2 separate regions of the Homo sapiens genome follow, and region 2 is linked to region 1. Evidence: chromatin contacts called from ENCODE Hi-C or POLR2A ChIA-PET data. All regions are on one chromosome and are shown on one strand. The core of a region is the stretch at or near the end of the contact, and the rest is flanking DNA. Distances in the headings are between cores, read along the strand shown.

Region 1 (3,628 bases), core at 984-3,483:
CTCTGTTCATCTTATTAGAGAAATAAATACCTGTGTATATGAAGCAAGCAAGGCCACTGAGTCTTTGGGGAAACAGAGCAGGGAGGTGCCCAGAGGCATTTTCTGCAGAGAAGGAAGAAAAGAATAAACAAGTCTTCTGCCAAAAATGCCTGGAACTTAAAGCGATTTCCTCAGCCCAAGATCAGGCTGTGTGCAGACACTGACAGTGAACCTGATCAGTTGCTGCTGCTCCCTTGATTAAAAGCATGTAGCTTTCTCTCTTGTGAAATTCACCTCTATAAATTCCACCTGCCTAGGGATTCAAACTACATGGAACAAGTGCAATTCCTCAGAGTGGCAACTGGCAGAGCTCCCAGGAACAAGGTAGAACTACACAATGTCCCAGGCATCAGAGGCATAGATTGCCTGAGTCAGGGAGAGTGGTCTCTGTGACCTGACACCCCACCCACAGTGGGAAGGAAAGCTGTGGGTGTGTTATCAAGGAGGCCTCCACAAGGGGCTGGAAATTCCTGGTTTTGTCTTCCTCTTGGAATGAGACATTTACTCTAAGAGAATCATGGAAAAGTACAAACCACAGAATCATAAACCACAGAGGGAGAAGCTACCTCGTAGGTCATTCTTATGCTGGGCCCAGATACCCCGATAAGCAGATGTTCTCTTCTCACCACCCCTCCTCGCCTTTGCTTGCCCACAGCCATTGCCAGGACTCTTCCTCAGGCCCAGAAAGGCAGCTGATTCCTGGTAGGAGGGCGCTAAGAGTAGAAAGTAACTACCATTGTCAGGTCCAGATCTGTTCCCAATCCCTTCTCACTCCTCCTGCACTCTAAAACCACACCACAGTTCCAACTCTTTCTGAGTCTGGAATCTTTGAGAGTGCCGTCATGTCCTTCTTCCTGTAGCCTTCTTGTCCACCCCAGATGGACTGACCCTCCCACCTACATCCATGAGGCCAGAAGGCAACAAAGACAAGCGTGGACTCTGGCTCCCGCCGAGGTACTCTGTACCCCGTGGCTCTCGGATTTTGCATCTACCACATGCCACAGGCTTGCGTCCATCCGACCTCCCTAGTTTCTCATCCCCACTTGAACCTGATGACTGATTCGCCCTCCTGGCTACGCTGAGTAAGCCACCCACTTGCCAAACCTCAGACCTGGTGTTGACGCAGTAAGAAGGCATGAGGCCCATGTTGCCAGAACATTCCTAATTGTTTCATTGTTTCCTTGTAGGATGTGGTTTCAAGTCCCATCTTTGTCTCTTTTCTCCTGGCCAGGTTGCCCTTGGTCAATATTCCTTCATTCACTCCAGCCACTCAGCACCGTGATTAAGAAAACAGGATGTGAGATTAGATGATCCAGGCTCTGCCATGAACTAACTAGCTGTGAGGCTTTAGAGAAGTGTCTTAACCTCTCTGAGCATCCATTTCTTTCTCTATAGCATTAGGAATATTAATAGTACCTACCTCACAGCTTTTTTGTTGTGATAATACCAATAAATGAAATAATCTTCATAAAGCACAGAGGCTTGAATGTTCACTCTAAGTATTTAATATGTGTCCTCTACTATTTTATTTTACAATTATCATTCCTTAATTCATCATATAATTACCAAGCCTCATGCCAGGCACTGAGATATAAATATCCCCTTTAAAGAGTGGTCATGTCTTAAATCCAGGAAGAGCTAGTTCATGTTGGCACCCAGGGTAGGGAGCGAAGCCCAGGGCCACAGCACAGAGGCAGAGGAGAATAGACACTGACCACCAGGAGCTGCCCGGGGATGGTGACAAAAGTGCCTTCCACCTTTCCGCATCTCTTTCAATACCACTGCAACTCCTTGAGTAAGGTGGGCACCACACAGAAGAAGGGGGATGGCAGAGGGGCAGTGAGAGGTCCCCAGGGAAACACCCTCTTCTTCTTCCCTGCTTCTCTGACAGAGCACGGCCATGCCTCTGCCATGCAGGAGGGTGATGTCCTTTGGGGAGGCCTTGTTGAATCTGTCTGGGGCTGTTCCGGAAGTAGGAAGGGCGGCTGGGGGTGGGGAGACGGCAGGAATGTTCTCCTGGCCTGCTGGTCTGTGCCGGCGAGTGTGCTGAGAGGAGGGCCTCTGGACATCAAAGGTTCCTTTTGTCCCCTTCCGAGTGGCAGGGCAGCCCGGCCCGGGCTGCTGGCGATGACTCAGGCCTGGCCCTGACGTCACCCACGCCCGGCCACTGGCCTCCCTCTGAAGCCAGGAAACTAGTTGGGGAGTGGCACTCGCAGCTGCAGCAAATCTCAAAATAAAGAGGCAACGGCCTTTCTCTTCCTCTCCATCTCCCTATAGCACACCTTTTATTTCTTTTCTTCTTTTTTTTAAGCCTCACGAAAGATTTTACTTGTAGATCAACTTTCAAAATGTAGGAAGTCAGAATGGGTGACATCATCAGAAAAATATGTGGAGCTGATCACAAGAAGTGAAGAACCCAGAGCACGAAAGCGGTTGTGACTCCTGGGCCCAGGGAGTTGACAGCGTCTGGGTTTCAGAGGAGCCAGCGCCTCCGAGTAAGTGAAGGCCCACTTTTGGCCCCCCCTCACTCAGCGCCCTTCACCGTAGGGCGCCATCTTGTTCCCTGACGCCTACAGCTTGCCAAGCCCCAGCCCAGAGTTGGGAGTAGGGACTGCATTTGGGAGACCCTCTAAATACGGCCCCAAAGGGATCTGATATCTCTCTCCACAGGATCAGAAAAGAATGCAAAAAAAAAAAAAAAAAACAATACTAAGACGGAAACCCTGGGGAGAACAGCCCAACTGATGCCTTTCCCTGTCAACCCTCTTGTTTTGCCTCCTCTTCCTCCCCTCACCTGAGTATTCCGTTTCAGGCTGTCAGAATGTTTGTTCAGAGTTCTGGATTGTTTGCTTCCTAGATCTTATACTGAGCGATCAGACATAAAAATAAACCCTGTTCTAGGCAAATACGTGTCCTGTGCCATCAAATGGTATTTTCACACTTAACCTGGTAAAATATGACAGCCCTGGTAAAAAGATGTACATAATTGTGCTGCCTTTACTGAGCACGTTTCTGATTGTTCTGTGTATGAACCTCCATTATCTTATCGCCCTGTTTACAGAGGACTTATTTTCATTCCTACTTGTGCCATCGTATCTGGGATGATATTAAGCACAAAGACACAATGTGTCTGTTTTAACTTTGTCTAAAAACTCATAGTTCTTTACAAAGCCTATAATTTCACGACCTCTGGAAGTTCCTACCCAAGAAAGTTAAGTTCCCAAGAGAAAAGTTTTGACACATACATGAGAACAGCACGTAGGCATAGAAATCATACCCTGATTTTCCCGGCTTCTAAGTCATCCCCTGAGTCAGCATCTAGTCTTCGTATAGCTGACGTACCAGGGGAGATCTGTTCTTCAGAAATTCTATGTTAAAATGACTGGGAGCGGGGAGGCGTAAGTCTCATTTTAAAGGCAGTAAGGAAGCTTGTCATTTACTGGAAAACAGTGGCATATTCCTTTGTAAATGGACAACTCCCTTTGGAAATTAACTATCACACACTAAAATATCTGTTTTATAGGCCTTATGTTTTACTTTTTGTTTTACTTTAATATATTAGGTTGTCTTGAAGTGAGGCTCTGCTGTA
Region 2 (3,318 bases), core at 362-2,861, 37 kb before region 1:
GTGTACGTGTCCAGTGTTGACTATAGCCAGTGGCCTCAGGGAGTGTGTCTGGTCCAGCTTTCAGCTGACAGCTTTCTCATCAGTGCTGGGTCACTGGCTGCAGCTGCAATTAATGCGCTCTCCTGACTAAGGGTACCATGGAACGTCCTCTGCCTTTGCCCCCCAGAGCCTTGGGAACAGATTCCTGGAAATTCTGAGCAAGGTGCTAGCAAGTCCATTGCAACCCACTCACCAGAAAGCCTTCCTCCACTGATGGGGGATGTACGGTGGCTGTCTTTGTCCCTCTGTGTCCCTTTTCTGATGATGTCATTCTCAGCCACCCTGTGGAGTTGTTGGAAAGAACACAGCCTCTGAAACCAGAGGACCAGGATGAGAGGGTGTTCAGGCCCTCCCTTGTTCAGGGACCTTGTGTCAGACACTCAGACTCTTTATGCTTCTGTTCTTGCCACCCTGCCCAAATGCACTGCTGTGGTTTGAATGCTCCCCTCAAAATTCACGTGGAAACTTAATCCCCAATGGGGCAGTATTGAGAGGTGAGGCCTTTAAGAGTTGATTGAATCATGAGGGCTCTGCCCTCAAAAGTGGATTAATCCATTCATGGATTAATGGTTAAAGGGTTATCACAGGAGGGGAACTGGTGGTTTTACAAGAAGAGGAAGAGAACCTCGCCATGCGATGCCTTGTGCTACCCCAGGACTCTGCAGAGAGTCCCCACCAGCAAGAAGGCTCTCACCAGATGTGACCCCTCAACCTGGAACTTCCTGGCCTCCATAACTAAAGGAAATACATTTCTTTCCTTATAAAATACCCAGTTTTAAGTATTCTGTTATAAGCAACAGAAAACAGACATGTACTTTCCCCATGTCTCCAGATCCTTATAATGATCAAAGAGAAGATATATGTAGAGTTCCTCTGTCAGCTCAAATATTATTACTAGCAGCATCTCTTTGAACTTTTGCTTATAAGATCTTCAATTCCAACTCCATCTCATGAGTCATGACATCAACTCTAAATATCTCATTTACTCTTCTGTTGAAGCATGCACTATGCAATGTGTGACACAGGTGAACGTGTACCTTATGGAATAACATGCCTAAGAGCTCTGGGGTGATTGGGCAAAGTCCTTGGTTATGTTCCCACCTGGAGAATCTATTTCACTCTAGGCAACTACTGGACAAATTCAGGCTACTGATTATGTAGGAGAGAGAGACAGAGACAGAGCTGGCTAGCCCTAATATGTCACCATCAAATTGTGTCCAGTGAGGGAATGTCTTACACTGTCGTCCCCATGGAAGTCTGTAGCCTGAGTACAGCTTTCACCTGTACAGCACTGATGTTTATGCCTGCTTCAAGAATGACTGTGTTTGGGTTGTTTTTTGTTTTTTGTTTTTTTTTTATTGCTCACACACAAATGAGAAGGAATTACTGTATTTTTGTGTAGGTGTTTGTGTTCACTTTGCTGGTTTTAGGAGAGACTTCAACATGGGGCCATTCTTCTCTGTATTCCTTAGGCTGCAAGTGTGTCATAGTAAGCTGAGGCTGAGCCTGAGGCTGGGAGAGAGTTAAGGTGTTTCCCATTCATGGGTTTGAGCAGAAGAGGAAAGATCTGAGAAGCGCTGACCGAGCCAGGAAGCTGCTTTCACCAGCCGATGAACAAGTGTCTGGTGATCATGCATCTGTGCTTGGACAGGATTCTTCTGGGAAGGCCTGTGAGTCAGGGCCCCTGGGAGTCCTCGGCTGGGGACTTCAAATGAGTCACTGTGCTTTCTGATGCCTGACAAATAAGTGGAAGATAATGCACTTGCCTTCAGTCTGGAAGACGTGTGACCCTTTGGGGAAGAGGGTCAGCAGCGGGGAATTGTGTCACCAACGTTTCTTTTTCTGACCCTTGGCCTTTCCTGCAGATCCACGTCAAACACCATAACTGAGCAGCTTGATGTCTCATTTTTGTGCTTATCTTGTTTTTCATCCTAATACTTTTTTCCTAAGTTGAATCATTCAGGGCTCTTGATGGCCTCTGAAATGAGTTGAATTTTCCTAGCCTGTCATTCAAATTCTGGCCCCTTCCTATTTTCCCATTGAGAATGCCCTGCTACTCCAACCAAATTCATCAGCTGGCCATTCCCTGAGTGCACCCAGACAGTTCCACCCTTGCTCACATTTCTCCTCTTGTCTGTGTCTTGTCTACACACCCCTTCTCTTTTTATGTAAACCTATTGAAATTCTGCTCTAGTCCCACATACTGGGTGGCAGTGGCCCCTTCCCCAACTACTCTAGCACCTGGCAACTCCTCTCAGCTCTGAGCCCTGCAGCCCTAGCTGCACCTCCAAACTTGGCACAGGCTCTCACCCGGCCACCTCTCCTTTATGTTGGGGATGTGTCTTGTACTTTGCTGTATTTCCAGAGCTTGTCAGGGGCTATAATATGTAATGGGTGCTCCATGATATTTGCTGTAGATAAGGATGAAACGATCTGCCGCCCTGAGCAATGCCCTGAATGCTTGTTCCTGGCGCCCTTGGCTTCTAGAAGAGCCTGCAGATGGAGTGGGGGAGGGATGCCGAAAGAAGAAACCCAGAGGGCAGCTCTGCTTATATATCTTCTGTACTGAGGTTTCAAGTAACATTAGCTTAAGAAAAAAGATTCTGTGCTGAAAATTTGAAAACTACTGGAAACTATTGTTATTGTTTCTACACCTAATTGATAAACTAGGGGAAATTCATACCCGACATTCAGTGGCACAGAGAACTCATCAGAAAAGGAAGGATACAGAACAAGTGTGGGCATTTTACATGGCACCAGGAAAAAAATACCTGTCCTGTAGAAAGGGGTTTCTTAAACAATGAACTTGCCAAGACCATCTAAATTCTAGAAGTTTGCATTTTGGGTCTCAAGAGGTCACAAGTGATTGAAGCTCCACAGTGAGTTCTACAAGGGGTTGGAGATCTGGCTCCTTTGTAAAATCCTTAGCAGGCCTTTGAGGGCCCCAGGGGACAGTGTAAAGCCCAGACTCATTGTTTGCTCCGGTAAAGCCTTGTTCGGATACAGGAGACAGAAGCCAATGCCAACTGGCTCAGTTAATAGGGGACTGGGGTTGGTGTGAGGTTATAGGTAAAGGAGACCTAGGACAGCAAGTCAGACTCAGCCAGGCCCAGGAAACCAGCACGGGAGAGTCACTCACATGGTTGGTTGCTCACTCCAGGCCCACTTCATCCCTGCTTCTGTCTGCCTGTCTCTGCTTGACATCTACCAGCCCAGAGTCCACAAGACCTCATGGCTCCAAAGCCTGCTGCTATCTGGATGGCCAGCCACAGATGGCCT

Evidence for each region. A loop is a pair of places that touch in the nucleus more often than their neighbours do. ChIA-PET counts read pairs that join two places held with the same protein, here RNA polymerase II (POLR2A). Pooled maps may share reads with other maps.
Region 2: a map of endothelial cell of umbilical vein shows a loop between it and region 1 (4-fold over the local background). The contact joins the enhancer-like site here to the promoter of ZBTB38 in region 1. A Hi-C loop is called at or near these places in 6 of 168 maps with a recorded cell type or tissue (Caco-2, GM12878, HepG2 and 3 more), 25 of 37 single-sample maps with no recorded cell type and 9 of 50 pooled maps. POLR2A ChIA-PET finds 5 or more read pairs at or near these places in 9 of 52 experiments (A549, AG04449, AG04450 and 6 more).

What each region holds. Positions count from the first base shown.
Region 1 is chr3:141,366,271-141,369,898 of GRCh38, forward strand. It overlaps ZBTB38 (zinc finger and BTB domain containing 38), which reads left to right and starts at 2,234. Exons shown (of 6, transcript NM_001376113.1): 1 at 2,234-2,534; 2 at 3,602-3,628. RefSeq lists enhancers at 1,033-1,808, 1,636-2,835, 1,901-2,130, 2,585-3,360.
Region 2 is chr3:141,330,164-141,333,481 of GRCh38, forward strand. It overlaps a transcript of ZBTB38 not described here. Among named protein-coding and RNA genes, the nearest start is that of ZBTB38, 37 kb to the right of the region's middle. Within about 2 kb of position 1,612, at least 8 of the 41 ENCODE cell types and tissues checked have a DNase peak (open chromatin) inside an H3K27ac peak, as active enhancers do; they include GM12878 and endothelial cell of umbilical vein, where a contact is called at or near this core.